Linked DNA regions of Mus musculus: regions 2, 3, 4, 5, 6 and 7 are each linked to region 1. The links are chromatin loops, found by intact Hi-C in ENCODE. Cell type or tissue: heart. All regions are shown on one strand. Each heading gives the region's core, and the rest is flanking DNA. Links, peaks and the distances in the headings are about the cores only.

The links. Peaks named below come from ENCODE experiments on the same cell type or tissue, not always from the same donor. Only the 100,000 strongest peaks of a DNase experiment are listed, where the experiment ranks them.
Region 2: a loop joins it to region 1, with 2.1 times the contacts of the local background. A loop is called at or near these places in 3 of 42 quality-filtered maps.
Region 3: a loop joins it to region 1, with 4 times the contacts of the local background. A loop is called at or near these places in 6 of 42 quality-filtered maps.
Region 4: it touches region 1 in a loop (2.1-fold over the local background); 15 of 42 quality-filtered maps call a loop at or near these places.
Region 5: a loop joins it to region 1, with 2.8 times the contacts of the local background. A loop is called at or near these places in 16 of 42 quality-filtered maps.
Region 6: it touches region 1 in a loop (2.4-fold over the local background); 5 of 42 quality-filtered maps call a loop at or near these places.
Region 7: a loop joins it to region 1, with 2.2 times the contacts of the local background. A loop is called at or near these places in 5 of 42 quality-filtered maps.

What each region holds. Positions count from the first base shown.
Region 1 is chr10:67,182,980-67,187,505 of GRCm38, forward strand. All of the region lies in intron 2 of Jmjd1c (jumonji domain containing 1C), which reads left to right. Among named protein-coding and RNA genes, the nearest start is that of Jmjd1c, 58 kb to the left of the region's middle. In heart, for the core only: a CTCF peak has its summit at 2,562; a DNase peak (open chromatin) is centred at 2,722; H3K4me3 peaks cover 1,969 bases; H3K27ac peaks cover 2,433 bases.
Region 2 is chr10:67,056,056-67,060,581 of GRCm38, forward strand. The region is part of intron 2 of Reep3 (receptor accessory protein 3); the gene reads right to left. Among named protein-coding and RNA genes, the nearest start is that of Reep3, 39 kb to the right of the region's middle. In heart, for the core only: no CTCF peak of the experiment used is centred there; DNase peaks (open chromatin) are centred at 506, 1,846 and 2,436; H3K4me3 peaks cover 341 bases; H3K27ac peaks cover 880 bases.
Region 3 is chr10:66,906,635-66,911,160 of GRCm38, forward strand. No RefSeq gene overlaps it. Among named protein-coding and RNA genes, the nearest start is that of 1110002J07Rik, 11 kb to the right of the region's middle. In heart, for the core only: a CTCF peak has its summit at 2,764 (motif pointing right); a DNase peak (open chromatin) is centred at 3,757; H3K4me3 peaks cover 347 bases; H3K27ac peaks cover 820 bases.
Region 4 is chr10:67,132,430-67,136,955 of GRCm38, forward strand. All of the region lies in intron 1 of Jmjd1c (jumonji domain containing 1C), which reads left to right. Among named protein-coding and RNA genes, the nearest start is that of Jmjd1c, 7.6 kb to the left of the region's middle. In heart, for the core only: a CTCF peak has its summit at 2,086 (motif pointing left); no DNase peak of the experiment used is centred there.
Region 5 is chr10:67,123,948-67,128,473 of GRCm38, forward strand. Jmjd1c (jumonji domain containing 1C) reads left to right here and starts at 3,141. Exons shown (of 26, transcript NM_207221.3): 1 at 3,141-3,475. The coding sequence starts at 3,311. In heart, for the core only: no CTCF peak of the experiment used is centred there; DNase peaks (open chromatin) are centred at 2,684 and 3,294; H3K4me3 peaks cover 2,176 bases; H3K27ac peaks cover 1,830 bases.
Region 6 is chr10:66,918,181-66,922,706 of GRCm38, forward strand. It overlaps 1110002J07Rik (RIKEN cDNA 1110002J07 gene), which reads right to left and starts at 2,204. Exons shown (of 5, transcript NR_138561.1): 1 at 1,990-2,204; 2 at 199-209. In heart, for the core only: a CTCF peak has its summit at 2,031; DNase peaks (open chromatin) are centred at 2,331 and 3,361; H3K4me3 peaks cover 1,950 bases; H3K27ac peaks cover 2,774 bases.
Region 7 is chr10:67,000,500-67,005,025 of GRCm38, forward strand. No RefSeq gene overlaps it. Among named protein-coding and RNA genes, the nearest start is that of Gm31763, 2.3 kb to the right of the region's middle. RefSeq lists an enhancer at 1,419-4,526. In heart, for the core only: no CTCF peak of the experiment used is centred there; DNase peaks (open chromatin) are centred at 2,372, 2,962 and 3,622; H3K4me3 peaks cover 2,550 bases; H3K27ac peaks cover 2,848 bases.

The sequences.
Region 1 (4,526 bases), core at 200-4,199:
AAGCAGCTTCCTGTGTCATCACCTCACTGTTTGCTGTGTGTTAGAAACTGGTCAGTATTGATTACAAGAACAAACGTATTAATGCATTTTCAAATACTTTAAATCCCAGTTCAACATTTCTTGTTGCCAGCCTTTTGCATGTATCTCTGAATCTTTGTTGTGCATCAAGAGTAGTCTAGCTAAGTTCTCTAGAGATGCCTTTTGACTTTTCTTCTTCCACCTAGATATAGTCTAAAATATGTTTAAGATGATAGTTGGTTCCTCAGTAATGGTGTTAGTTATTTTGATTTTATCTCGGGGCACAGGAATGGCTGACTGGCAGTTGGGCAGACTCTGTGGTTCTCAGTGCTGCTGCTTCTGTTGGGGTCTGATAGCACTTGCAGCATTTCAAAGTCTGTTGTATATATAATTAAACTTGAGTATGTACTGTATTACTACAAGATTAGCCCTGTGAAATAATAGACTTGAATTATTATGTAGTTTAAATTTTAGAAATGTAGAATAAAATGTACTTAGCTATATGAACATTTTGTCTCTGTGTTGTTCAGGATTTAGAAAGAGATTGCCATATATATATATATATTCATGAATATATATATTCATTCAGTGGTAGTCCTTTGTAACATATGTGGCCTGCTTTCCCTATCCATGTGTTTTCTATGTCATACGAATGAGTTATTAGGATTGTATATTGTGATCTAATCTTTACTTGACAGCATTAATATAATACTTTATGCTAAAGTAACATTTTAGTACCATCCATCACCTGTAAAATAAAGTATTTTATTTTAGTACTACCTATGCTCTGTGAAACAAAACCATATTTACTCCAATACTTAGAATAATCAATGCCTATTGTACCATCTTTATTCTGTGTCCATTTTTGGTTTTAGGGATAAGTTTTCAGTCTTGCCCAGGTTGGCCATAACTTTATGTCAGTCCCAGTCTCACCCTCACAGTTAACATCCAGTAAAATGTTATTTTCTCTCTCTCTCTCTCTCTCTCTCTCTCTCTCTCTCTTTGTTTTTTGTTTGTTTGTTTTGTATTTTGTTTTTTCAAGACAGGATTTCTGTGTGTAGCCCTGGCTGTCCTGGAACTCACTTTGTAGACCAGGCTGGCCTCGAACTCAGAAATCCACCTGCCTCTGCCTCCCTAGTGCTGGCATTAAAGGTGTGGGCCACCACCGCCCCGCCCTTATTTTCTCATTTTTATTGCATGTGTTCATAGTATGTTTCTTCATGGGACTGAAAACATTTTAGGTAAATATTAACACTGAAGCCTTTCTGTCAGAAGCTAACATTTTATTTTATGTAGTAAAGATTTAACATTTGATTATACTCAAAAATGAGTGAATGTGGCCTAGTGTTTAGCAAGGAGCCACAAATCATATTATGTATCTCTGGTCCTTGGGTTCTTGAGAAACCTCTGTTCATAAAGTGAGAAAACAGTGCCTTGGTTCAGAAAGAAATGCATATAATTTTAAGCCTTTTCACACTTTTATTAAAAATTAAAAAGCAACACACAGGGAATGATAATGTTAGCCAATGTAACCAAGGTATCATTGATTATAATCAGTGTGGATTTATCTTACATCTTAGCATGCAGTTCTTTTGTTTTGTTCAGACAACACAAACCTCACTTCCGGTGAACTGCATTTCAGATGCCCCATGGCCCCTCATGCGTAGTCACCCACTCCACTCAATACTGAGCAGCAGAATTCTCTTCTCTTCTCTTCTCTTCTCTTCTCTTCTCTTCTCTTCTCTTCTCTTCTCTTCTCTTCTCTGTAGGGTGCTTCTGAGATGCTTGTTGTTTATGTCAGCTTATTTTACTTGACTACATCTTTTCATGTTTCCTTGTGACAGGGTTGTGCTAGCCCAAGCTGGCCTGGAACTCATAGCATCCCCCACTGTGTTGGTATCTCAGGCCTGCATCACCACATCCAGTGCTCAGTTTTTTCTGTCTTTTTCCTTGGGGGTGGGGGGACCGTGTTTTTTGGAGAGACAGGTTTTTAGGCTAGGCTTTCCTTATACTCCCTAGGTAGCTGACAATGACCTAGAACTCCTGTCCTTGTACTTCCCAAGTAAGGGGATGAACCAGAAGTGAACCATTGACACTCAGCTTCACAAATAGTAAAACTTATTTTTCTCTGGGGTTTTTTTTTTTTTTAAAAAGATCATTTTAGGACAAAATAAGTTTTTCTTTTATTTTTGATTTTTATAATTCCAGCATTTCTCCTTTCCATTCCCTTCCTTCAAACCCTCTTGTATGTTATTCATCTTCTAAACCTTCTTGCTCTATTTCAAATTCAGTCTCTTTTTTCATTGTTATTGCACGAATATATGTGTATGTGTGTATTTCTAAGTATAATCTGTTCAGACTGTACAGTGTTACATAGCAAAATAATTTTTAAAATCCCAAACCACTATTTTAAAAGTAGTATAATGATACTCTTTATTTTTGCTAACTTGATATTTACAAGTTTTTTAGTTTTTTTCTTTCTTTCTTTGTTAATTCTGGAAAGCAAAAACTTTGTATTTGCTTTTTGAAGGCGACGGTAAATTTGAGCTCTTCGTCTCGCCACTAGTCTGTCTTTGTCTGTTGTTAAAATTATGAGCCAGTCTCTATGGCCGCAGCCAAATGAGTAATCACCAGTAATGTGACTCGTGCTGGAAGTGACTCCATCAGCACCTGTGACGGGGGATTAGTTACAGTTTACAGAGCACCGCCTCTTCCCTTCTCTCGAGCGCCCTAAGCCAAGTACTCGTTCTCATTTGGGTGTCTGCGCTGTTGGAAGCAACTGCCGTGTGTTTCCATGCAGACAGTACAGTGGGAAAGCTTCCTCTAGCTAATGGATGGCTGTTCTCTTTATTTGGAGTATCTTGCTGGTTATGTAAGCGACCTCGGGAGAAATTATCCTGACCCAGATCGGAGGATGCGGTAGTGCTTCAGCTGCAGGATTTCTTCGTCGTTAACACCACAGTGCTGATGACAAAGAGCAAGTTGTAATCCGCAGCACTGCCAGGGCTGAGCCGGGCAGACAGAAAATCGTCATTTGCTGCTCACAGGCTTGTTAGGTTACAGCCTCTGCTTCGTTCTGTGGTCTTGGCTTTTCTTCCTATACAATGACGGCGCTGCAAGTGAGCTCAGAAATGCTTGGTTTGAAAGCCATTTGCCTGTGATTGTTTTTGAAGACTAAAGAAGTATTTATGCTCGATTAAAAAAATACTGCTCACGAACAAAATGAAATGCCAGCTATATTTACTGACCTTTAAAGCCTTGGCTTGGATTGCTGAGATTTAAAGATACTTTAAAATTCTCAAGAACTAAGTACGGTTCGTATTTTTCTGCTTCCTTTTTCTTTTGTCTTTATTCCATTTGGTTTTGCTTCTTAGCCTTAGGAATTGAGGTCACTGTCTTTTATAGTTCTAGGCTCAGTGTTCTTAGTTTTAGTATTTTTAAAACTGTTTAGAAAGAGGTTTTCTGTGTTGACGATCATTTATAACACTAAAAATTTAATTTAAAACTGGAGCTGAATTGTTTTGAGTGTTTTGGCAGATGTGTTTCAAATTAGACAGCAGTGTTTTAAGGGGACTTGGAGCATTTGTTTTGTGGGGTTTTTTTTTTTTTTTGGAGGGGGTGCTGATATATTCCCTTCCCCACCCCCAACTTGTTTTCTAACAGTATTATGTTTTCAATAGACCTGCTTGGGTGGGAATTTGGACTTTGTTCTTTCAAAGTAGCTCCAGTCTTTTTTTCTATTTTGTAGGCTAAACCTTGACTTAGAAAATGTGGCCTAGATAGTTTAGTTTTATTATTTTCCTTTGTTGAGATCTAGACTTATAGTTTTGTACTTAATGAGCTTAATCTTTTTTTTTTTTAATCTGAAAAAGGAATTGTTAAATGTTAACAGGAGATTGTTAGAAACTCTGGCTGTAGACATAAGCCCCGTGAATTTCCTGTTAAGTACTAAACGGTGAGCTTTAACGTGTTTTGTCTGAGCAGCTGAGTTGTATTTGAGAACTGTAGATGATTTATTTAAAAATATTTTTCGGGGAGGGCTCATCTGTTGGCCTCTTCCTCATGTGAATGGAATGTGGCGCAGCGTGGAGCCCCAAACAGGATACAGTTGTTGGAGCATTCTTCCTATAGCGTGGTAGGCCCTTCTAGAAATATAGGCTCTCAGCCGGTCTATTTTGGCTTTAGGCTATTTTTAAAGTTTGGTTAACACTAACAGATGACCTTAACAGAACTCTGAATCCCCTAACAAAATGGAAAAAGGTGATTTGTTTCAACTAAATGTTCAGTTTTAAGTTAGTGTCTTTCACTTGGGGTTTCAAAGATTCAAGTCTTTTGTGATTAGGGCCATATTCTACTGGGCTTGCTTCCCCTTAGGCTGAGGAAGTTCCTCATAGAATGTCTTTAGAGTCATGAATTAGTTATGCATGAGTTCTACTGTCTGTACATTCCAGAGCACCTACAGCAGAGAAACTTTATTAAAGCTACAAAATCCATTTGTTTCCATTTTA
Region 2 (4,526 bases), core at 395-4,394, 130 kb before region 1:
TGCTCATTCCTATCACCCCCACAGTCAGTGAAAAATGAGGTCACGTTGGAAACTCAACAGAGGACTAGAGTCATTGCTGGGCCTTTTAATAAGTCATCTCCCAAAGGCCTGTCCCTCCTTTGTTCCTTGTTCACAGTAAATCTCAGGCCCAAATGTCTGATTTTAACTTTCAAGTACTGTTTAGCCCGTCTTTCCTTGCTGCACTCTCCAGTATTCTTAGAATAAGAAAACCGGTTTCCTAGAAAAGCTACAGCAATTACACACGACTTGGAAGTAAACACTCTCATATTTTGGAATCTTTAAGATGTATGAGCCTGGAAAACTTTGCAAAAACCCTATTAAATCTCCAGTAAGCTTGCATTTCAATTACTGCAAGGCTGTGAGCATCTAAGTAGGCCATATCAGCCACACCATACAGGAAATTATATCCCAGGAAAGCTCAGCTTTAAAAATAGGCAAAGGAAGAAAGGAACGCTGCCAAAACACACAGAGCTCTCCCGTTTGTTTTGATTTGCACACGGCATCTGTTTTATCAGGTGCAACCTGCCGTTTGCAGGCTTTGGGGGAGTGGTAGTAGTTAGGGTGGGAAGAAGTAAATGAGTCCAAAATGTTTGCTTTCAGAACGTGCTTTTGAAGTAGATATCAGCAGAATTTAGGTCAGGACTAACTATCACAAAGACGCTGGGTTTGGGGATAAGCGTTGAGAATGGGCTTGTACGTGCCCTAACCCGGCAGAATTCAAGCTGAGGAAACAGATCGGTCCTCCAGGAACACATACAGGCTCTTGCAATGCACAGAATGTAGCATTCTGCAAGCACCGAGAAGCCAGCTTTTCTGTCTTACAAGTTCATTTATTCAAAGTTCTGACTAATTACTTTATACCAACTATGTTCTAGGTATCGAATAGTACAATTAAAGTAGCCAAACCCTTCCTATGGTAGGAGACAGACATTAAGGGATACAGTACCGGGCAGCATAAAGAGATATTGAGATCAGAACACAGACATGCAAAGAGGTTTACTACTGCTAAGAAACTTCCACAGGAAAAAAAATAAAGTGAGTCTACAGATCTGCCAAACATGGCAGGACCAGTTTAAACAGGATGGCTCTATTTGGTGAAATTTAGGTGAACACAAGAACACTGTATTAATGTCCTGCTCTCAGAGAAAATAAGGGCTATTAAGATTTTTTTTTCTCTTCCAATTTTTTACAGGACTTTCAAATACTTTCTAATTTTTTTTTTTTTTTTTTTTGACTCAGGGTTGCTCTGTGTAGCCCTGGCTGTCCTAGAACTGTCTCTGTAGACCTGGCTGGCCTCCAACTCAGAGATCTGCCTGCCTCTGCCTCCTGAGCATTGGGATTAAGCCAGGGCCAGCCCTATGGAAATTTTTGGTTGTGAGCCTAGCCTTTAATGGGTGAGCCATCTCTCCAGCCCCTATCAAAAATTTTTAACCTCTCAGTTCACAGTTGATCTGAGAGCTTAGAGGTCCTGCCTCAATGCCTTGCTAAAAAATAGCCAAATCACTGTGGCCCCCAAAGTGTAAATTAATCCCAAGAATGGTCACTGGCCGGTAATGAAAGCTGCCCCAATTTTTATGTGGAGTTAGAATGTCACCTATGTTAAAAAAAATTTAGATATTTATTTCCATTATTTTATGTGTACGAATGTTTTGTCTGATGTGTACTGTATGCCTGCCTGGTGCTCTTGGAGTTCAGCAGTAGTTACTGAATCGCCTGGAATGGAATCAGGGATGTGAGCTACTGACAGAATCTAGGTCGTGTGCCATCTCATGTGACTTCTCTCCTGTTCCATCACCTTTGCTTTTAAAAACAGGAGCACTGTTGGGGCTGGGCATGGTGTGCACTCCCTTTCATCCCAGTACCTGGGACACAGAGGCAGGCGGAGCTCTATGAGTTCAAGGCCAGTCAGGTGCACACAGAAAGTTCTAGGGCAGCCAGAGCTACACAGAGCTCCCTGTCTCAACAACAACAACAACAACAACAACAACAACAACAACAACGGCAGCACGGTAGAGCAGAGTGATTAGAAACCCAGGAGTTCTGGTGTGGACTCATGCTGTCCTACAAGGTCCTCCAGGGTGAATGGACAGCAAACACGAGTCTGGCTGGATATTATTGGGGTTGGTAGAATGCTGCCTCCTTTCCTGGGAATAGATCCCTGTTTTAATTCCTACAAAATTTAAGTATATTAGGCTATATGAGAAAGAGAAAATAAGGCGGCAGATGGAATTAAGGCCAAGGATCAGACAACCTTGGGGGGTGTGGGGTGGGCCCAGTCGTTCATGAAGGACCATACAAGAGGAAGGAGGAGGCAGAAGGCTAAAAGCCCAGTGCTGGCGGCATCCAAAGATCTCAGCCCCGAGCTCTTGGCTGCAAAGACACAGGGACTGAGCCTCAAGCCAAGGAATGTGGGCAGCTTCCAGCTCTGAACGACAGATCTTCCACGGGAACCAGAGCCTTGGGAGGGAACACAGCCAAGTGGACCCATTCTACATTTCTGAACTCTAGGGATGTCTGGGATTAAATATTTTGTGGCTTTCCATCTAGAGTAGTGTGGTGGCTGGGACGAGCAGCAGCTCGACATGGTGATATGCAGAAGTGCTCTGAAATTTGTGGGGAGTAATTAAGCACTCATCCCTCATTCCAGGGGATGCACACACTGCACCTCAAGCTTGGTTTCTCAGAGTCTTGCTGTTAGACGAGTGAGTGACGGAGGTCTTCAATGATGTATTCTATTCCTTCCTGGTTTTGTTGTGCCAGGAAGCATTCGTGAACCCCAAAAGACCACTAAGCAGCCGTTTTCCATGTAAGAACATTAGGGTCTCTTTATTACAAGCTTGGGCTCTCTTCCAACCCAACCCCGACACAGCAGGATGGGAAGGGAAAGTGGAGCAGCCTCAACCCTCAGCAGGACAAGGTTTTATAGGAAATGGAAGTAAGGGAGGGGGGTGTCTATCCTGGCAAGTACCTAACTGAATGTCTACTGTAAGTCGACAGGGGGGTGCTCTGAGGTAAGACAATCACAAACAGTCTGAAAGTGCATCTGAAACAATCAGATTAATCTTTGATTAACTGTTGTTGGAAGTAGCTAGGGAGGAACTCAGACAGTGGACTAGCTGAGCTGTGGTATGTGGGTGTAGCTTGGGTTCTATTGCAGGTCAAAAATCTCAGTTTTTTTTTTTTTTTTTTCCTTTATGATAGAGGCCGGTCCCAAGATGGAGTAGGTTTGGCCTCCCAGTTCAGTACCTGTTCACTTTTATCACTCACTGTATTTTCAAAACAGGAGTTTTGAATTTAATGGATTCTCTTATGCAGGCTAAGTTATTTTTAGCACATGAGGGAGAATTAAAATTTCAGAAGCATGTTATCTCTAATTGTCTTACATGTTCAAATAACCCAATAATAAATATCTGAGTGTGTTATTAAGGGAATAAAGCAGATGAAGTTACATTTTCAAGTGGAGCTGAGTGTGGGGACACATGCCTTTGATCTTAGAACTTGGAATAGAGAGACAGGAGGATCAGGTGTTTAAGGCCAGCCTCAGCTCGCTACTTAGTGAGTTAGAGGCCAGTATAGGCTACTTGAAACCATGTTTCTAAAAGAAAGGAAAGGAAAAGAAGAGAAAAGGATAACACAAAAAACCTGATGCATAGTGAAAGTGGAGTAATCATTGTTTTATAATTAGATCAACCTCTAAATATACATTTTTTTAGTATTCATTTATACGTATAGGTAATTTATTTATGCTTCCCTAATACTTTTATATTCTTATTGCTGTCCATTTAGCTTGCTCTTTGGTCTACCTATCTACCTACCCTCCTATCTGCTTACCTATTTGTCTTTATCTATCTATCTATCTATCTATCTATCTATCTATCTATCTATCTATCTATTATATATGTATCTATTATGTATGTGTGTATGTATCTGTATGTATGTATCTATTATGTTTGTATATATCTGTATGTATGTATCTATGTATCTATCTGCCTGTCTAGTATGTATGTATGTATGCATGTATGTATCTACCCATCTATGTATATATGTATCTATGTATCTATCTACATACTATCTATCTCCCTATCTACCTACTTACTTATCCATCCATCCATCTGCGATACTGAGTCTGTGTCTATCTACCCACCTACCTATCTGCTTGCTCGTCTCCTTGTCAATCTACCTGGGACAGGGCATCTATCTATCTGTCTGTCTACCTATCTATTTTCTATTTGAGACACATAGAGTCTCTTCATTCTGTAGTCCAGGCTAACCTCAAGTCTTCAGTGATTCTCCTGCCTCATCTTCCAGAGTGCTAGGACTGCAGGCCTGGGCTTCTACAACGGGCCCTGGAATGCTTTAGGTGAGACGAGCCCATAGCTGAAAGATAGACCACCCAGTTCTTCAACCGTACAGTTAGCTAGAATCAGAGAAAGATCCCGCTGAGTACACACTATAAAGGAGCTTCCATTTATTAAGGTCTGGCCAGTAGTATACCCCATGGCTCA
Region 3 (4,526 bases), core at 296-4,295, 280 kb before region 1:
GCTGTGTGCAGGTCTCAGGACGGCACCGGGCACATCTGGTGGATCGCAAGCACCTGTAACTCCAGTTCCAGAGGATCTGAGGCCTATGTGTGGCCTTTAATAAAACCTATGCATGCACTCACATAAAACACACACATGCACTCAGGCACACATCTATCAAATCGGCAAAGAAGTAAGCCTCTTGAAATGAATGTGTAGAAAGTGCACTGAGAATGTAGCTCCGTTGATAAGAGTGCTTGCCTAGCGCACACCACATCCTGGCTTCAATCCCAAGCATTACAGAACCAGGCATGGTGGTGCACACCTCGAATGCCAGCACTAGAGAGGTACAGGCAGGAGGATCAGAAGTTCAAGGTCTTCCTTAGCTTCATAGTGAGTCCAAGACGAGCTTGCGATACATAAGACTTGACATCAAAACAGAGGAGTGGACAACAACCAGATAATGAGTGACATCCTCCTAATGCCGTGCTCTTTGGCTCTGGTTAGAGATTAAAACAATTTTAAGCTTATTGTTTTCAAGTCCTCTGTATACTATTCTTCAGATCCATTTTTCTGGCCCTCAGGTGAGATTCTATATCACGGGGAGGGGAGAAGAGGGCGCGGAGGGAGACTTGAACTATATGTGAGGTTACTTTAAGACTTAAGGGTTGGGAGTGGGAACAAGACTTAGAGAGTAGAGGTGTTAAGTCGAACCCTGATAACCTGAATTTGATTCTGGATCCCATAAGGCAGCAGGAGAGACCCAACCTCCACATGCTATGACACAGACACAATCACACATACCCATGCAATAAATAGGATAAATAGATGATGGATGAGTGGATGGGTGGATGGATGGGTGGAAGGATGGATGTGGATGGATGGATGGAAGGATGGATGTGGATGGATGGATGGATAAATAGGTAAACAGACAGATAAATGATAGACAGATGGGTGGATAGATAGATAAATAGGTAGATAGACAGATAGGTGATAGATGATGATAGATAGATAGATCATAGATAGGTGATACATAGATAGATATGATAGATGTGATAGATCATAAGTAGATAGGTGATTGATAGATAGATAGATAGATGATAGATAGATAGATAGATAGATAGATAGATAGATAGACAGACAAAGCAGAACAGGGCTTCCTATCTATCCAGACTGATCCAATCCTCCCCGCCCCCCCCCCCCCGCACCTCTCCTGATTAATCTGTTCTGGAAGCAGCTGACACTGCAGGTGATATTACAGGTAAATGTGAGCAACCAGAGAGATCACCCTCAAGACTGAGTAAGGACAGTCGCCATGGCAAGGCTGAACAAAGCCTTGAAGAGAAAGGCATGTCCCTTCAGTTCCTCTGTCTTGAAGCTGTCAAACAGTGCAAACTGCTACTGTTTGATAAAGCTTGACAGCGGTGTAGTAACCAGCCTTAAAACCGAGCCGTCTGTGACAAGCCTGGGGTTGTTCCTTATCACAGTGGCCCAGATCTCTGTTGCTCTGGAGGGTCCAAGGAAGGGGCTGACATGCTGAGAGACAGAGAATCTAGACAGCAGCAAACAAGACCCCCAAACCTGCCTTCTATGTGAGCCTAGCAACACATCCTCCTACCCTGTAGAGTTCTGAGACAATGCAGCCCCATGTTACACTTGAATGAAGAACTCTGAGACAGAACACCCAGCCATGCCAGGTTCCTGGGCCCCATGTAACTGGTCTGATAGATGGTTCTTTAAAAGGGAGACACTTGCGGGAGTGTGCTGGCCCACACATTTTATTCCGGCACTCATGAGGGAGAGACAGGTTGATCTGCATGAGTTTCAAGGCCAGTCTAGGCCATGTATAGAGTTCTAGACCAGCCAGAGATACAGAGTGAGACCTGGCCCGGAAGCAGGGGCTGGTATCAGACAATTATTAAGACAGGAGACTCCTAGGAATCCCATGTTGGAGGGAGAGAAAACCTAAAATCTGCTATGACATCCAGAAGAGGAATTTGCTGCTGCAAGAAGAGATTTCACACACTTCTGACAACGCGTCAGGCCAACTCCAGAGAGCCCTATACCTCAAGGCTTTCTCTACTTAAACCTAAAGTTCACATCAGGACAAAGACAGGCTTGGAGGTCAAGTGGGCCTTCTCTTGGCTTGTTCCTCTTCCCCACGTGGCCACAGTGACTAAATCTCAGCTTTTCAATGTTGCTTGACTCTCTTAATGGGTCTGTTTTGGACAGGTGACCCAGCCTGGCTTTGAATCTAGAAACTCTGGAGTCATAGACTGTGTGAGACAATAAACGTTTTCTGTTCATGCTGCTACATGCTGAGACAGTGTGACCCCAGAGCAACACCTAAGACATATTTGATATATTATTCTTCTTTTTCCTCTGACTCTAAAGAATCTCATAATAATTTAATCATATGTCACGGGGTGTCTTCCCACATTGATCATCTGGAACTCAGACAACAGACCTTTCATCCATTTGCACATTGAGAGACTTGTCTCTTAGATGAGGAGTCTTGCAAGTTCCCCGAGAGGACTCTCAAGATAAATGGTGCCTTCAAAATGAGAAATCTAAAGAAATAATCTGTTCTAAATCAAATTAGTAACATAATGTACAGCCAAAGCGGCTGGTAAGGGAGTCAAGAGGTGCCACCCGAGAGAACCGGTTAATGTTGATAGAGACAAAGAAGGTGGCTGCCAAGAATTGGGGAGGAGGGGGGGGGGGCGCAAAACTCAGCATTTCTGCAGGCGCTTCTGCAATGCTCCACATTGCCACTAGATGGCAATAAAGTTGTATTGTGCGATCATTCACTTAGCCTGCTGAAGTACTTTCAAGAAGCGTCACTGAATAAAAGCCAAAGAAAGTCTTAGTTGCTTAGTTGACATTAAATTTTAAATTACTATTTCTGTTCGAGAATTAAAATTACATTTCACAGATTGATTTGGGGACCAAAGGTCATTTTGGGGGAAAAAAAAAAGGTGAGTTCTAATGTATTCGTTATTTATCTTAAATATTGATAGCCTAGGGCCAGTGTGAGATGGTCCAGTGAGCATCTGCTGCACAGCTTAGCAACCTGAGTTTGATCTCTGGAACCTACGTAAATGTGTAAGTAGAGAACCGACTTAGCAAAGCTGTCCTCTGACCACTTTCGTGCCTTGGCACATACACCATAAACATAAAACTCACTCTCTCTCTCTCTGTCTCTGTCTCTGTCTCTGTCTCTCTCACACACACACATGCATACACACAAAATAAACCATAAATATGTTTCTCTCTCTCTCATACACATTCACACATATAGTAATAATGATAATAATTTAATAATTAGAAATATATTGATCACATTTTATAAGCATTCATCCCGCCGATTCATAATCTTTAATTTGAGGCACATTCATTTCAATTTTTAAAGATTGATCAAAGGACAAAAGGTCACCTACAACTACAGGTCATGTCTCCTTTCTTTCCTCCCGACTAGTCCCGACTATAAGAGGTCATCTAGCTTAATAATTAAGCATACAGGCCTTGGAACTAGGTTGGGTAGGTTTAAATCCTATTTCTAGCTTGAACTGTATCTCATTAGCACCATCAGAAATAAATGAGTTTTTTAAATGAATTCGTATACACGGAGTAGTGGTAGTAACGTTTCGACAGAAGTTTCCGATATTGAGTATTTTTTCTTTAAGGTCCTTGTCTCTGAGGTACCCTGCACTATGTTAACACGTAGTAAGGACAGAAGCGTGGACCACAGCCAAGAGAACCAAGGTCCACAGATAAAGAGGCAAACGGGGTCAACAGGAATTGGTCCTTACTGTTGACAGAGAGGACACCCTCGCAGAGAATAAACTAGAACACAGCCTTCAGGATCTGAAGTCAGTGAACCTTCACCCCTATCATGGCAAAATCACTCTTATTTATCGACTGAGGAAACTCCCCCGAGACAAGCACGCAGCCATATTAGCACAGCTGAAACCTTGAACCATTCGCACACACTGCCATCCATTCACTGTGTTCTGGTTATTGTCACTGAACCTCCTAAGGAACCTGACCTTTGCTACAGCCAAGTCAGAGACAGACACAGAGAAGGAGCGGCTATGTTTGAAGCTTAGACTTATGCAGTAAGATAATAGTTTTCAGGGGCTAGAGAGACTGCTCTGCCAGAGGTCCTGAGTTCAACTCCCTGCAACCACCCGGTGGTTCACATCCATCTGTCACGGCATCCAATGTCCTCTTCTGGTGTGTCTGAAGACAGCTATAATGTGAATGTGTTCATATAAATAATATAAAACCAAAATCTTTAAAAGAAAAAAAAAGCTAATGTCTTACCTATATATGAAAAAAAAAGATAATACGTTTCTCAAGAAAGTTCCCAGCCTACTCTGCCCCCAAACAACTCAAAATCATTTTGCTGTTGGAGAAAGCCAAGGGGGGGGGGGTTGAAAGAAAAAGCAGAGAAAGATAGTGTTCATTCATGGTTACCTTGCAGTCAGTGACCAGTGTGCTCCTGAGAAGGGACTCTGAGAATGTCCCCTTGTCTCCCACCGCTG
Region 4 (4,526 bases), core at 387-4,386, 50 kb before region 1:
TACTCTATAGGCCAGGCTGTCCTTGAACTTGCAAAGATATGTCTGCCTCTGCTTGTCCAGTTTTTGGCTTTAAAAGGCACGAACCACCATGCCCATCAACATTGTATGTAGTGCTTTTGACGCCAAGGCATATTTCTTCATGTTGAGTCTGAAATTAAAAATTTTAATTCTAAAATGGCATATTTTAAGCAGTAAGCAGTCATCAATATAATGGTGGTAGCCTAAATGCAAAATGTGTATGACTTTAGTCATGTATAAGTTTTCATTATCCCTCCTAAAAAGCATTGACTTCTATTGGGCTTTGATGTGTGTGGATTATCCCTATTGCTATTTTAACTGTTTCAAGCCTTCAGAACATGCAGGTGCTCATTACAGCACTTGTATTGGAAATGATACTAAAGTGATGATAGCTGTGTACAGAGAAGAGAATGAATGAAAAATACATTTACTGTCTTAATAGCTTATTTAGTTTTTATCTCACCTCCTTAATGATTTCCTTCCTTCAAAAAGTTGGTGGTGTTGTTAGTATGAATTAAGTGGCGTTCTCAAAGTCCTTTTATTTGCTATGTTGATATCTTGTATAGAAATGTATATCTAAAAAAAAAAAAGAAATGTATATCTGATGTAGAGGAGTTCGTTTCACATGTCAGAGAATGTTATCATTGTAGTGGAAATAGTGAACTACTAGAATACATGTTAGAATTTTTGTAATCTAGGAGGAGGTCTATGTAACTTAATTCCATTTTGTGAGAGAGAGAGGATACTTAGACTGAAACATCTGTTCCATTTGTTAAAGCCTCTTCAGATTCAGAGGGTAGCAGAGAAGGAAGCACAATGTATGGATATAGTTATGTACTGTCATTTTATATAGATGGCTCCGAAACTTTTTAGTGTCGAACTTCCCTCTCCTCTCTCCCTCCCTCCCTCCCTCCCTCCCTCCCTCCCTCCCTCCCTCCCTCCCTCCCTTCCTTCCTGTCTATAAATAGAGCCTTAGTATCCAGACAGCACAGTGCTCCCTGAGGGATTTGAGAGACATTTTAGGTGGCAAACACTTCCTCCTCCTCCCCTTCTTTTCTTCCTCCTCCTCCTCTTCTTCCTCTCCTCCCTCTTCTCCTCCTGTTTGTGCTTAATTGTACCATATCATAATTTAGCCTGTTAAAATTCATATTGAAAATAAATACGTAACAGGTCTTTAGCATTTCCGTTGTATTCTAAAATGTTTTAGCTTTTAACAAAGCTAATCATTGTAATGCTAAATTGAATTCTTCTAAGATAAAACAGTTTATTCCACAATGAGTACTTTGAATATGCTATATGCCACATATATGAATAAAGACATGATGGCAGCATGCTTTTAAATCTAGCATTTTGGAAACAGAAGCAGGTGGATCTCTGAGTTCAAGGTGAGTCTGGTCTACAGAGTGAGTTCCAGGATAGCCAGAGCTACAAACTAAAATCTTCTAAAGATTTTTTTTAAAGATTTATTAATTTTATGTATATGAGTATACCATTGCTCTCTTCAGACAAGCCAGAAGAGGGCATCAAATTCCATTATAGATGGTTGTGAGCCACCATGTGGTTGCTGGGAATTGAACTCAGGACCTCTGGAAGAACTGTCAGTGCTCTTAACCTCTGAGCTATCTCTCTAGCCAGAACCACTCTAAAAAAACAAAATTATTTGTATTTTATCTTTCCATTGATTCTTAAGCACATAATCATATACTTGCTTTTAGGATAACTACTAAGTCCTTTGAAATACAAAGTTGAGGACAGTTCAGTAGAACTTAGAAGAACCTGATATATATGATTGGAATCATTCATTAACAACTTCTGTGTCTTGTATTCATTGTTGTCTCTTAGGGCTGTTTTATGTGCACAGAGAGCATGCCAGTAACAGACTGAGAGTGGCTTTGGAACAAGGGCTGGAGAGATGGCTTAGTGCTTAAGTGCAATCTCTGTACTGTTTTACTGTTTTTTGTTTTTTGTTTTTTTTAAAGAGAACCCAAGTTAGGTTCCCAGTACCAATGTCAGGTAGCATACAATTGGTTGCTATTCCGTTCCAGGGAATCTTGGTGCCCTCTTCTGGTTTCTGTGAGCACCTCACCCCAGCATACAAACTCACATTCAGACAAACATATATACATAAACATTTAAAATATTAAATAAAATAAAAATACCTTTTTTTTTCTGTGCCTCATACCCACATACTTGCCCGCTGTTGTATAAATACCAAAAACAGTATGAAAAGGTACATTTAGAATAATGTTTTTTTCTTTCTTTATTTTCTAATACTGTGATTTGAATTTGGGTTTAATATAGGGTAAGCAAGCATTCTACCAATGATTCATATCCCCATCTTTCTGCTTTTCTTTAAAAAAAAAAGTTATTAATTTTAAATGTATCTGCCTGGAACTTGTCTTTTTTCAATGGTTCTTAATATTGTGATCCGTCCTTCACGTTGTGGTGATACTTATTTCTGTTGCTACTCTGGAACTGTAATTTTGCTACTGTTGTGAGTGAATTGTTCTGTAAATACCTGTGTGTTCTGATGGCCTTAGGTGACCCCAAAGTCCTTTGACCACCAAAAGGGTCATGGCCCACAGATTGATACCTGCTGGACTATTAATTTATCCTGTGCATCGAATAGATGATTACATCATTTTTGTCCAGGTTCCTTAACCTTTTTGACTCAGAATTTATCCAGAACCCCACCATATCTTACCCTCCTTTCCTATACTAGTTTAAATCACCATTGTATTTTACCTAGATTATCCTTTATCTTTCTAACTAGTTGTAGTAGCCTGGACTAGAACTAGTTTTTGTTAAGTGAGTACCTAACTACCTGTCTAGTCTTCCATACTCATAAAAGTATGCAGTATCTGTAGCAGACAGTCGCTTCTGTCCTTTCTGTGGTCACTCTCAAGGCTTCTAAGCTGCTTAGTGTAGATGCTTTAGTAGCCTCAAAGGCATTGCCACCATACTCCATTTTGAGGTTATCTTCTGTCACTTTTCCTTATGTAGTGGTCCTTATATGCTATTCTCTGAATATGCTTGTTGTGGTCTTGCTTTATGATCCTAAGACGTGCGTGTCTGTGTCAGATGGTCTTTCCTTTCTGCAAGAGTTCCTCACTTTTAAGTCTGTTGAAATAACAGCAGATTTACCATTGTGGCTGACTCTGGAAACCTTATCTAAAATCCACCATTTTTTTCTTCCTATGTTTACTTTCTGCTTCTTTCCTCTGTCATAGTAAGTATTCTACTTGTTTTCAGTCACTAGAATTGAGCTACCTTATAAAGTGAGTTGGCTTTGATACTTGCTATAGTCTCCATGCCTGGGGCATTATTTATCACATAGTAGGTGTTTATTGATTTAAAATATAGAAATGCCCTAGAGTTTTCTGATATTTATCTTTAGTCTTTAAGAGACATTAACAACAACAACAAAAACTATTAACTCAGTGAAAGAGAATTTTGTAATATTTATGAATGAAACTAGAAAACCCAATTTTATATATTGAGTTTTAATAAATGTGTTTAAATATATAAATATTAAGTGTTAATTAAATGGTGGACTCATCCAACGTTTAAGAAATAAACTCATCAGTGGTACCTGGAAAAGAGATGTTAATGTAGTCAGCTAATGTATACACAGTTGTGGCACTGTAAATATGAATTTGTTTTTTGTGGTTTCTGATGCAGAGCACTTAATACTACAGGGATTTCTTAAGCTAAAATAGTTCTAGTTGAGTCTTGTTCTGTGAGAACACCCTTGGTAGTTTCAGGATAAGGATCGATCACTGGAAGAACCACACCTTGATTAGACATTGAACTTCCATCCTTGCTCCCTAGTTCTCAAATGATAGGAGAGGGGCTAGAGATAGTTCATCCTCAATAGCCATGTGAGAAAGCAGCCATTACAAACCCCTAGATGACAGATAGGTTCTGGAAAGCTCCCATGTTGAAAAACCCAGAGTATTGGAAGGATGGGTATGATGATGCTGGGCGTGAGAACCCTCCTTGTTCTTTGTATGATAAAGTAATAAGAGTAAGTAGTCTTCCTGAGTAAGTAGTTTGTAAATTGTTCAATAACTAAACCAGAGAAGTGGGGTGGTTGTGGAATTTCTGATTTTTATACCTAGTTAATTGGCTGCAGAGAAGTGTGAGTAACCCTCTACTTCCCTGTGGTAGCTAAAGTGTAGGCAGTGCTGTAGGAGTGAGCCCCGCCCTTGTTTTGAATTGGAGTGTCAACTTTATAAAAATCTTCCTATGCATGAGGATTTCATTCTACCCTTTTCAAATATTATACCATAATTTTCACAAAACATTTGCATAATTTTAGTCTTTATACACACATATATTAATAGTATATGCTATGAGGACTGAGCTTTTACCCAGTGGAGTTACACCTAATACTGGGTACTCCATGTTGGATTTAAATAGTAAGAGTTAAAGAAGCTATATTGAAAAAGATCGGATGTATTTGGTGGCAGGAGGGAAAGCACCCCCAAATTAAAGATTATTTACTT
Region 5 (4,526 bases), core at 365-4,364, 59 kb before region 1:
GAGGAAGTTAGTAAGTCCTGGGTTCCTGTGCAGCCAGCCACACTAGAAATAGAAAGTAGTGACCATCAGTAGAGAATGCACAATTAGAAGCTCAGTCGAGATTGCTTGTGGGTTATTCCTTCCTTTCTTCCTTTTGTATTACCCCCACCCCCAAGAAGACAGAAATCAGACTCTTATGTTGGCTCCTGCAGAGATGAGGCTGCTCTCCTTGGAAGGCTGACAGTAGGCAGGTGTTTGTATAGGCTCCCAGAGACTGGCTTTGGAGTTTGTATCAGATTGGTAGTTTGCTAAAGAAATCAAGGCTTTGCTTGGGAATTATAAATCCTTATATCCGTTCTTTTCATATTCTAATGGAACAGCCAGGCATTTCTGCTGCAGCCCATGCTTAAAGGTATTTTTAGCACTGTTAGGTCTGGTGAAATGGGATAATGCAGCGTGACATGAAGGCAGCAAGAGCACGTAGGCAGAACAGGAACTCTGAATCACAACTCTTGATTTAGAAATTCTGAGTTCTCTTCGGTTGGAGTAAGAAAAGGTATGTGTATGGTGGTGTATCACCTCAAAGCCTGTATTTAGGAGGCTGAAGCAGGAGGATCCCAAGTTCAGGCCAGCCTGGCCTACATAGGGAAGAGAACTTGTCTCCAAAGAAGAAAAAGACTAAAGGAGAAAAGACATTGATTGCACTGTATCCATCTATTAATCCATTTCATAATAGGCTCATAGATGCTGGGAGCAGAGCTTGCTCTGTAGACCATGCTGGCCTGGAACTCAAGGGGTCTTTATAAAATAAGGAAAATCGTAAATGAAAAACAAGAGTATTTTAAGGGTATTTAGTTGCTTTTCCTGTTACTGTGACAAAATACCTTGACAGAAGCAGAGTGATGGTGAAAGAGTCCTCCCTCCCTTCATCCCACAGTCATGGCTACACAGTCCATGGTGTAGGGAGGGCATGATGGCAAGAATGCCAGGAACATCAGGCACCCACAGTCAGGCTCAGGAAATGAGTGTTCCTCCCTCCCTCCCTAGTCGGTGGGCTCCTCTGCCTACAGAAAAGATGGCCTAACACCTCTAATCTAGGTTAACCCTCACAGACAAGCCTGCAGGCTCCTCTGCTAGGTGGGCGTGTGACCCATGACGACTGAATCCAAGGTTTGAAATCTCATGTTAACACTTTTAATTCCATATTATTTATAGTTAGGATTTGCTAGTAAAATTAAACAATATACCTACTCCTTAAAACAAAACAAAACGCCAGCAAAGAAATTGAAAAACAAAACAATACAAAAACTTTTAAGGTCTATTCTTTTGGGGAAAAAAAAAAAATCAAGTTTCTCAAGGTAGACTAGCATAAAACCTAAATGTCGGCTGTAGTATTGGGGTTGTAGGAGAAAATTTGAGCTGTAATTCTCAAGTACATTAAATGTATTAAAGCTGCCTGTGGTGGCATACACTTGAGAAAAGCAAGAGCGTGCGCTCAGATAAGCCCCATGATTAGCTAGTAAGAAATGCTGCTGTGGGGATCTGTGGCCTGGGAAAGCTGTTTCTCTCCAGAGTGTTGCTTTCGTTGTCTTTACATGCTTTTTAATGGACTGTTTTCCTTGTAGTAGTATGGTGTCATTGACAGTTGGGGATTAAGCAGTCTTCTTTAAAAAATAAAAGAGAAACAACAACAAAAAGACTTCACCCACACTGGGACCCCAACCCAGACCTTCCCACCAAGTAGGCAAGTGCTTTGCCACCCAGCAGCACCGTCTGTCCCCAGCCCCAATTTCCTTTAATGATTACTTTGTGCTGCAAGTTATAAAGCAGGGAGATCACTGATGGTTGGTATTTGAATATGAGACTCCGTTTAAACATCTTTATATGTGCTGCACTCTTTCAGTGGCTTGTTTTATTGGGCTTACTAACCTTAGGTGGGAATGAAGGAATCCAGAGCCGACAGCATGCAGATTTGTGCAGTTTTCCTAGCATCAGATGCCCATTATAGATGGTTGTGAGCCACCATGTGGTTGCTGGGAATTGAACTCAGGACCTCTGGGAGAGCAGTCTTAACCGCAGAGCCATCTCTTCAGCCCTGAGCTGATCTATTCAACTGACTTTGAGAGTTTCCAACTCTCCCACCGCCACTGTCTGTCTGTAGCTTTAACAGTTTAGTTTAAATGGTCTACAGATATGTCTTTTGTATTTATTGTAAGCACTCAGTGCTATTGTAAGGGTTTTCAGAAAGCATGGGGGGGAGGAAAAGATTTTTATAGGATTAGATGAATTTTTGAAGATGATAATCCCTGGAAAACGGCAGATTGAATTTTGATTCCCGTTTTCACAGATCTTTAAAATACAAGCATAGCGGTCGTCAAACTTCTCACTGCTATCTTGAAAGAGAGACTTGCCTGTGAGAACTGAGGAGCGATCAGAAGAGGAATTCCTAGCTGTCTTTGTCTGGGTTATAAAGTCCTGTTGTGATTGGACGGGAAGTAAAACCATCATTTATTTTCTTCAAGTGTGATTGGCTAAGATTCTTTTCTTTCCGTGGTCTTTTCCAGTAACTGACTCTGGAGCTTTCCGTTTTATTACCTATGTTCTAGTACGCGGAGTACTCGGGTTGGCTCTGAGACAGTTTGTGAAATTTAAGGATGTCGGTAACAGCTCGCGGTGGAGTGTCTAGCGTTCCTGTAAGAAGGCGGCACGAGGTGTAAATCTCCGAACTGCTCCAACACGGAATTAGAATTGCCGCCGGGAGGAATGCTGGTTTAGAGCCGCGGGCCGCCGAGGGGGCGCGGTGGGGTGGGCGGCGCGGCTCGCCCGGGGCCGCGCGGGGATCCGGGCTCCTTGACGACGGCGCTATGTGTTCGCACGGCCGTCGCTCCTGACATGCGGACCTCCGGGAGTTGGCTCTGCGACCGCGCGTGGGAGCCGAGCCCCGTCCCCGCACTCGCCCCTCCGAGGGGGCGCAGACGGAGCGGCAGAAGCAGCCTGGCTGCTGTCCCTCGGCGGCCACCTCTCGAGGCCGCAGCGCAGTCCGTGGGCGGCACTACTTGGCGCGCCCGCCGACGCCGACCCCCACTCCCCCGCCCGCGGAAGGACACGCGGCGCGGCCGGAGGGGCGGAGGGGTACCGGCCGCCTGAGCGGCCGCGCGCTCATTCCTGTCAGTTTGCCTGTGGGCCGCGCGTGAGGTCGTGGGCGGCGCGGCTCCGGGTCGTCGAGCGTGCAGGGGCGCTCTCGCTCGCGGGCCGCCTCGCCTGCGGTCGGCTCCTCGGCATGGGCGGCCGGTAGGAGCGGGCTGCGCTCGTCCCCGGCGCAGTGGCGGCCATGGCGGTGGAGACGCGGCCCGAGCTGGTGGGGAAGCGGTTCCTGTGCGTGGCGGCCGGCGAGGACGCGCGTCCGGAGCGCGGGCAGAGCGGCTGCGGGCGCGGCTGGCGGGCGGGGGTCATCCGAGCCGTGTCCCACCGCGACCGCGGCCACCCGGACCTGGCGGTGAGAGCTGGCGGGCAGCATGTGGCACGCCCCTCTGCGCGGGGCGGGCGGGCGGCAGGTGGGGCGGGCGGGCCCGGCAAGGGGAGCGCTGGCTGCTATGGCCCGACTCTGCCGGGCAAAACCATCCTGCGTTTGGCTTTCCAGCCGGAAACGATAGAAATGTTTTTGGTACGAGGGCTAGTCGAAATTATTTCTCCCTTTCTCCATCATTTTGTATTTTGTTTGTTAGAAACGGACAGTGCTTTAGGGAACTCCGGCTCCTGAGTCTTATATGGCTTCACGAAGGCTAGAGATAGTGTAAATTAGGGGTTTGAACGGCATTTAGTACTTCTAAGTAGCCTCCCCTACATTTATCAGTTACATAGGACACTGTCAGTGTTACCTTTCAGGAGAATAAATGTGTATTTATGATTTCGTGCCAGGATACATTCTTTTGGTCACAAGCGCATTCTCATAAGGGAATGGGATTGAGTGAGTAGACTGGAGATAGAGTTGAGTAAGTAGAGTGGGGGTAGGGAATATTAAGATATTCCCCCTTTGCATTTAGATCAAATCCACCATAAAATGCAAAAATAGTCACCATTTTGATATGGTTGTTGGAAGTTTCGAGTGTGTTCTTGCAAACCATTCCTACCTGCTATCAATTCCATAGTTCCCCACGCACTGTATTATTAGTTTAACCGTGTAAAATAGGCTTAGTTGTGAATACTTATAAGAGGAATTAAAAATAGAGACAATTGACAAAACTCCGCATGGCAGTTCTTTGTGCTAAAGGAAAAAAAGAACCCTTAAACTTTACTCATCTTAATGCTTACTTGTGATAGCTTCACAAAGCCGTTGCTTTGTGTTTGTGTAAAGATGCCGGAACTCATTTCTCTTTCCGCTTTGATATGAAAATTGAAGATTTTACGTGGAGGATGCCTGGGTAATGGCTTAGACACTAAAGCAAACACGGAACAGAATTATGTACTGTGTTCCTATATACGTGAGAATTAGGAAATTAGATTAGATAGTATTGGAGACAGTCAAGTTCTGAAACTGTTTTTGAAAG
Region 6 (4,526 bases), core at 193-4,192, 260 kb before region 1:
CTGCCTGACTGAAGAGGGCGTCAGGTCCCATTACAGATGACTGTGATTGCTGAGAATTGACCTCAGGACCTTTGGGAAAGTGGCCTGTGTTCTTAACTGCTGAGCCATCTCTCCAGCCCTATAGTTAGGGTTTCTATTTTTGCAATGAAACACCAAGACCAAAAAACAAGTTAGGAAGAAAGGATTTATTTGTCTTACCTTCCACATCACTGTTCATCATCGAAGAAAGTCAGGACAGGAACTCAAACAGGGCAGGAACCCAGAGGCAGGAGCTGATGCAGAGGCCATGGAGGGGTGCTGCTTGCTGGCTTGCTCATCATGGCTTGCTCACCTTGCTTTCTTATAGAACTCAGGACCATCAGCCCAGGGTTAGAACACAGTGGGCTGGGCCCTCCCCCACTGATCACTAACTAAGGAAATCCCCTATAGCTGGATCTCATGGAGGCATTTCCTCAATAGAAATTCCCTCCTTTCAGATGACTCTAGCTTGTGTCAAGTTGACCTAAGACTAGTTCAGGGCACTTACCAATATTTAAAAGCATAAAAAGAGAACGATGTCTACTCCACCCTAGGGACCCTCAACTCTAGTAGCAACTGGCTTGAGCTGTTTGATGAAGGATGAAGGTAAGGCATGAATGCTTTCCAACTGGGATGCAAGGTCAAATGTCATTAATTACGTCCCCTGATAATATGGCTGGCTGGTCCAAGAGGTCTGGAGTGGGGGTGGGGTGGAGGTGGAGTTAGACCTTCACACACCCAGTCACCCCAGGAATGTCAAGGATGGATCACACATAGATGAGGTGAGGAAGTCATGCCTGGAATGGTGAGGATGGATCACATATAAATCAAACTGTTAGGTCTCAAACCCAAGACAAACAGCTAACAGAGGTTACTATTACCATATCAAAGCTGACCCTGGCCACCAAGTTTTCCCACCATCCCTGAGTCTCTACCCATTCCAGGGTCCTCCTGGCTGGCATACTCCACCCCATACCCTAAACTTCTCCAGCCACGAGGCTGGACTGGGTTTTCCCTTCCCCCAGCCTCTCTGGCTCCTATACAATTCAGCCATTTCGGTTACATTATCTCTTAGCCCAGGCTACCCCTCTTTGTTAGTGTCTCCTTTCTTGCTTTCCCTGCCTCTCTCTCTCCACATAGTCCAGCTCAGTCTGGCAATGTTCACTCTGCACTCTCCCAGATGCCTCTTTTTGTCCATATTCTGTATTCTCTCTTATGTCTGTCACAAACCTTCTCCTCCACCATACCTAAGAACATCCTGAGCTCCTCCCATTTCTTTCTCTTTTTTTCCATCCATAAATCATCCCCAGAATGGTGAAGATGTGTACGGTTAGCACTCTGTCTAAATTCCATCTTACAATTACCTGGCAACAGCCAGGTAGGCCTGGCCCACTACAAAAGGGGCTGCTTGCCCCCTCCTCCCTCTCTTACTCCTTCCCGGCTTGCTTCTCTCGTGCCCTCTTGGGCTCTTCCCTTCCCCCTTCCCTTCTCCCTCTCTCCCTGTGGTCATGGCCGGCCTCTACTTCTCTGCTCTCTCTCTCTCTCTCTCTCTGCCTTTCTCTGCCTCTACTATCCACTTAACTCCTCTCCCCATGCCCTGAATAAATTCTATTCTATACAATATAATAGTATAGAATGTGGCTGGTCCTTCAGGGAGAAAGGATGCATTGGCATGGGCCCACTGAGGCACCCCCCCCTCACCACACCCCCATAGAACATGTTCTTATACCTCTTTGTCTTTTTATAATCACATTGTGTGCCACACAGATGAGGTCACCCCAGGAATGGAGGGTAGATCACATATAGATGAGGTTACCCCAGAAATGATAAGGATGTATCTCACATGGATGAGGTTACTCCAGGAATGGTGAAGATGCATCACACATCGATGAGATCACCCCAGGAATGGTGAGAATAGATCACACACCCAGTCACTCCAGGTAAGGACGAGTTACACAGAGATGAACTCACCCTGGAAATGGTGAACGTGAGCCCCCTACAGAGAGGGTTAGGGCATTTGCTGAAAATCCCTGCCACCGAGATCAGAGAAAACGGAAAAGGTTAAATACGGAAGAGACCTTCAAAGGTCACCTCCCTCTTTGCATGGAAGAGGAAGCCAAGGTCCCAGAAGGCTGCGTATCTCTCACAGAGTGCATTTACAGAAAAACCCAACCCAAGACTGCAGGCGCCTTCCACTGAAGTAACAGAAATGGGAAGGGGAAAAAAAAAAAAAAAAAAAAAACACTGAGTGAGTCAGGCGAGCGGGGGACACGGTCTCCCTTCCCCCTACCTCGGGGTGGTGGCAGGCAGCCAACTGGAGCTTGCTGCATATTTAATTTAAACCTTTGTCTGCCCTGGCAAGGACAAAGTACAATCTGTTTTATGTAAAAAGTCTTCCCTGAGGAAAGCCTCAGCCTCCAGCTGCGAAACTGATTGATGTTCTTAACTCCTCCCCCCCCCCCCCCCAGCCTCTGTGGGGATCCGAGGTTGCAGTTTCCAAAAAAAGAGTTGGGGGGGGGGGGAGGAAAGCACTCCAAACAAACAAGCAAAACAAAATTTCTTGCTTTTATTGTGTTACTCTCAATCTAGGAGAATTAGCCTGAAACTAGAGGGAGAAGCCTACAAATAAAGCCTATATTTTACAAGCCGATTTCAGAGCCCCAGATGGGAGGGGCTGGGACAGCAAGCTGCCGCGGGAGGCTGGAGTCTCGTCTAGGAGCTTTGTCTACAAGCTCCTTCTGCCTTGCCTTAGATGGCCTAATCTAATCAATACAGATACCAAAACGTCCTAAAGATGCCTTAAAGTGAAGCCTTCGTGTCAAGGAACATCACCGTTGGAAATGGTCACCGAACGTGAGATGGAGATTAGGAGTCACCTTGTTTTGAGAGCTCTGTGGATTTCCGGGTAGCCTGTTTCAGAGACCCTGATTTGGGAGATCATATGTCTTGCAAAACCAAGGCGTGCATTGTTGCAACTCAGTTTGGGGTCACCTCCAAGTGTTCCTGGACCTTCTAGACTTCTGCCTTAGACTGAAGCACTTAGTGACCTCAGTCTCAGCTGGCGCTCAGTGTTCAAAGGTTAGCGTCGAGGTGCGCTGAGGAGACCCAAAGGGGGCGGAACCACCCTGCATAGCATTAGACTTTTAACTCTGCTCCCGCCCTCGGTCCCCTGTATCAGATTGGTTGGAAGGAGAGCGTGGGTTAAGGGGGCATGGACCTGCCTTCCCCTTTCTGGTTCAGGAGCCAAACTTCATCTTGGAGTCAGAACAAAGCCATGGCCGGATCACACTAAGGAGCTCCAGCCTGTTTTGGGACAGAGCCAGGACCCAGAAACCATTGCCATGAGCCACCAGCTGGCTGCGGTCCCGGAAAACTTGTGCAGCTGCCGCACAGGCCAGACTGGGCCTGCACACTGTCACAGTGCCAGGCCCTCCATTAAGGCCCCCGTCTCCGCTCACACCCAACTTGCCCCGCGTACTTTGGCATCCTCCTGCCTTGAGGTGTGCCCTGGGATTACAGGGGAGACTTCAGAACCACCGAGTGACCTGCCTCCTCTTATCTTTCTGGGAATTACACAGTTGTTCTGGAACCCCTTGGAGAGGTCAAGGTAGATGGCTCCAGTCGCTGGTCTGATGAAAATGGAGGATTGAATCATTTCCCTTAACTCTGTGTGGTCTAATTTAAGTGCCTGTCATTAGTACTTCTAAGGAGAACACAGGCGCCCTAGCCCTGAAAACTGAAATCCCTCTCCGAAGGCCCTAATGATGGGGACAAAAAAAAAATCAATGAATGGCCACATTCACAGCTGTTTCCAGAAGTGTTTCCTGCTTTCTTGGACATTAAGCTCCAGTAATAAAGTTAACAACAGTACAATCATCCCGAGAAAAGGTCAAAGAAGAGGAAAATCTGTTTTGAAAAAAGATCCTGCCATCTCTTCCACACACCCGAGATTATCTCGCCATGCAGTGAGTGATTTCTCCGGGTAAACGTTCCCATTGACCCTCAGTGAGATGATCTGAAAGATCTGGCTTTTGCCCCAGTTGTATGAGTCCCTCTCCTGCTTGAGTATAAGCCTCCAGAAATCTGACAGACTGTAACAAGTCCGTCTTTAAAGGATTTGTGTGTGTGTGTGTCTCATGAGCACACACAGGTTAGAGTACATACACGAAGGTGCCAGCAGAGACCAGAAGAGTGCCAGGCAGTTGTGAGCCTCCAGACATGGGTGCTAGGAAATGAACTTTGGTCTTTGGCAAGAGTTCTTCTTAACCACGGAGCCATCTCTCCAGCTCCCCAAAGCTGCCTTTCGAATCCCTTATCATCAGGCAAAGGTCTACAGGCGTTCAATAAGCCTGGGTCTTAAGCATCTTTCCTGATATAGGAAACAGGGCAGGATGCCACAGTGGGGTCAGTGACCTAGAGTCCCTGTGGAGGGTGACCCAGTAGTGCTGAAGCTGTAAGGACAAGAAAGACTTCCAGGAAGCTGGCAGCGAAGGGGAAACGGTGGCTAT
Region 7 (4,526 bases), core at 216-4,215, 180 kb before region 1:
ATAGGTTTAGGAAAAATGGTGCTATTTATTTATTTATATTTTTTTGTGGAGCCAGCATTCAACTACCAGACAACAATATTGTGTTACAGAGACTCTGGCCAAGACAAGCTCTCAAAACTAAAACGTAAGAAGCATCTTTTGTTCACTTGGCATCAAGTGGTGGTGATCTCCTGGAAAATCTGGCACCTTTTGTTTTTCTCTTTTTCACAGTTTAGGATATTTTAGCCTAAACAGAATTTAGTGTTAAGCATACACACTAGATTGGAAATAGCTGAAAAAAAAAAAAAGATTGTGCTTGGTGCTAAAAATGAGATGGTCTGGAAGGATATGAAAACATTAGTCACATAGGAACGACATCTAAAAATCCTCAAGTTATAATTTGGGTGGTGGTGGCATAGTCCTTTCATCCCAGTACTTGGGAGGCAGATCTCTGAGTGTGAGGTCACCCTGGTCCTCAGAGCAAATTCTAGGAAAGCTAGAGCTACCCACAGTAACCCTGTCTTGAAAACAACAACAACAATAACAACAAAAAACAAAGGAAAAACCTTCAAGCTATAAAGTCACCAAGAGGGTAAAGTTAGGGCTGGCTAAACAAAAGCCCAATAGCCTGAGTTCCTGTCTTGCACACGTCCTGGCTCGCCAGCAAGAACGACGCTGCAACAGGATCCTTCTGCACACGTTTATTGGGAGAGCTTGATTGCAGAGGAGAAGAGACCCTGAGCCCAGAACTGGTGTTGCTTATATAGACCTAGGAGAGGCGTGTCTCACACCCGGATTGGTTATGCACTATACCTCATTTGCATGTTCCTCATCTGATTGGTTACTCTCTCAGTACCTCACAGAACCTCATTAACATACCTCATTTGCATGTCTCACATCTGATTGGCTATACTTACAGAACCTCATTATCATGCCCGGGCAAGGCAGTGTCTTGGCAAAAAACTTTACTGCATATGTACACATTGGTTGTTTGCCCAAACTTACGCATGGTGGCCAGCAGTAGCCAGCGCCACCTTGCGACGGCACATGTGGCTTCCCACATTCCCGGAACCCAAGGTACAGCTGGGGCCCTAACTACACACACACACATAAAAGATACTAAATTATTGTTGTTGTTGTTGTTGTTTTTAATGAAATTTAAGTACCATCAAATGTGTTTCCTTATTCCCATCCTCGACCCACTGTAATGGCCAGGAATTATCTATGTAGCCAGGAATGATTTGAACTGATCCTCCTGCCTCTGTCTAGGATGTGCTGAGGTTACAGGCTTGTGCCACCAAGTTGGGATTATATAGTTCGACGCACAGACCTTAGGGCTTCATGGATGCTAGCTAGCTAAGCGTTCTACCAACTAAGTCACATAGCCAGCTCCTCACCAATTCCATATGGTTTCTTAGTCTCAGAGAAGCCAGGGTGGCTTGGGAGAGGGCACACTAAGGATTGTTTTAGTATTAGTTGAGTATCAGTGTTTAGTATCAGTGAACAGGTGAGGTGACAGGGCCTATTTATTTGAGTTTCCCTGAAGGGGTGGGGGTTGAGGGAAGGCCTGGCCTTAAGACTGCCATCGTCTGTCTGAAGAAAAAAGGACCACCCTTTATCATCATGGTTGTGATTTCGTTTTTTGCCATTATGATATCCACTCCTATCCCTCGGGGCTCTGATCTTCTGGTTGTTATGACCAGGGATGTTATGAAAACCTTAAAATAATCCGAGGACAACTTTATGAAGGGCAGCTTAAACAAGTTGAATGGAAATGATAAGTTCTTATCGGACCATCCAACAGACGCAGGCTCTCTGGAACAGCCAGCCTTGAATCCTTGGCAAATGCAGTTTGCTGAGCAGGTCGCCAAAACTGCTCACATTACAGGGGAAAGGCCTCCTTCGCAGGGCACACTTCTCCAGACACGTTCAAGTTTTGGAGAAAAAGGAGAGGGTACTTGTAGCTCCTCCCACTTTGGGTGATGGAAGAGGGACCAGAAGGAGCAGTGGACAACCCGGACTAGAAAGGTCTGCATTCGAAACAGGAACAGAGGGCAAAGTAGAGGGGAGACTCCGCTCTAGTCACAACCCACCAACAGCGTGCTTTCCCCCTAGTTTCTTCTCCAGGGTTCCCTCCTTCTGCCATTACCTCCTGGGGATCCAGGATTGTTAACTCCCACGCAGTGGGTTTATCACGATTGCAGCCTACTGGCAGGACGCCATTATCCTAACGTCCCCAGGAAAGCTCCAGTTACCCCGACAGATCCAGCTCGCTCCCTGAGGTGGAATGCCCATCGCCTCTGGCATCTGGAGCCGGGCTGCGAAAGGGAGGGACTGCCTCTGCGGGAGCCCCGCCCCCGTCCTGGAACATCTGGGTGTGGAGGTTAGCACTCCAGTTGTGGCTTGCCGGCCGCCAGCTGTGCGCGCTCCCGGTCCTAGACTGGCGGCCCCACGAGTCTGGGTGGACACGTGGGAGGGGCTGAGACTTTTCCTTGTGAACTGACTTTAAAACCAGGGGAATCTCAAGTCCAGCTCCCAGCATGGACCTACTGGCTTTCTCGCACGTTCCGTCTAACGTAGAAATTTCCAGTCCAACCCCTTGGCGCGTCTCAAACCTGCACAGGAAACTTATTCCTATAAGATAAATCCAGTATTTTCATCTGACGACCCCTGGATCTTGCACTGGGACTCCAGCTGGGCCCCAGACAGTCCCATATGGGTGGGTAGAGGGGAGCAGGGTTTTTCTCTGGGGGTTTTCCCTAAAGAATCTTTGACCCGAAGTAGATTCCACATTTGAAGTTGGGGATCTGATCCACCCTAAACTGGCAGTTCAAGCCGGGAGAAAGTCCTGTTGAGGGCTGTGATTCAATCCCCCTGGAATGTGCTTGGAATAACAATGGGGACTTGAAAGCTTTTTATGGCCGAGGTATCTGGTGGAGACCAAGCAAGCGGGTTCGGTTGCGCTGGCGGACCGCCGAGGGGGCAGCCTTGCCTAACGCCGGGCTGCGTCCTGGAGCATCTGGTTTGAATCAGCCCCTGAGCATTTCTTTAGGCTTAATCTACCACCCTGCAGAATCGACAGAACAGGACAAACCAAATATATTCTGGGCACTCCAGTAATAGCTAAACCCAATCACGTTTTACTGTTGGGACTTCCAACTGCCCCCAACGTACAACTGTCGTTATTTTATAGATATTGCGAATTTAACTTCCTTTTTAGAGCTGGTGGGTGGACATGCACAAGCACGGCTCTGTTACCCTTCTTTTTGTATGACGCCTTGGAACAGTGAGAGGGGTCTAAAGCCAACATATGTGTTGTGTAGCACTAAAGAGATAGCCACACTTCCCTCCACGCCCTAACTCAGAATTCTGAACGCAAGTTGGAACAAAGGCAAACGTGTCTGAGTGTAAAGGGTGAGCCAGGAGCTACAGTCGTAGGGGTAAATAACCTTGTTTTCTCCTTCAGCAGTGGCCGCTACCAAATCCCCGCTCTTGGAAGGTGGCCAACTGTCTGTCGGGTGGAGGGTGCAGCTAATTAGAGAGAGTCTATAAACCTCTCTGTCAAAGAGGGCATGTGACCTTCCCCCCAAGTCTAAACAATAAAGGCAGCTAGCCTGCAGGCACTCAGCACCGCTGCCCTGCGGGTTCCCTAAATAGGAACAGGATGAAGGCCGGGCTGAAGGGGTTACCGAGGCTCTCTGCGCTCACACCAGGAGGAATCGGTCACTCTGCTTCCCAGTATAACTTTCTTCAATTACTCCCTCCAATCTATTTAGAGGAGTGCGGGCTTGCAGAGAGCACATTGTCTAATCTAAATGAGGAAGCAATTATTCCTCGCTGCTGTCAGACGTGCTTGGAGACAGTTGGGTCAAAGATCAACCTGCTGTCATGTGACTTTACTCCGCACTTGTGAAAGATCAACCCTTACCGACAATTATTCAGCCTCGCTTTTCTGAAACAGTCCCCCCCCACCTCCGTTAACATTTCCCCCTTCTTACTCTTTTGAGCATCCTTACACGTTTTTCTAAAGTAAACACAATACCTCTGTGCATTGCTTAAGGGTAAGTATTAAACTTTTGTGCCGGTTCTCAGAAGATTGCAAAATGGGGCACATTGCCTTCCTGTCTTTGTCTAAATCTCCCTGCCTGGGAGCCTCTTTGCTAGCTTTAATTTTATACAGCATGTTGTAAACTATAAATAACACAGCTCTACTTTCCTAGAACAGAGCATATGGAAACTGTCGTCTGCGGTACGTCCCAACTGTAGTTTCAATTTAAAGACTGAGTAAAATTAATCCCCTGTGTGAAACGGTGTCGCACCGTTTGCGTGTGTATTTTATTAGTTGAAACCCAGTATGGAGGAACACCAGGAATTTTTGGTGTCGGGAACGGAGCACATAAAAGGGTTTATAAGGTGCAGTTTGAAGTGGGAGAGGCCAGGAACTGGAGGCTGGTGGGAGGGCTAGGAGGAAGGAAAGCCCTTCCTGAGGGGGCTGCTTCTCTCAGTAGCCACATCCTCTCTTCAAACGCTTCCTGTTTGGTCTCAGC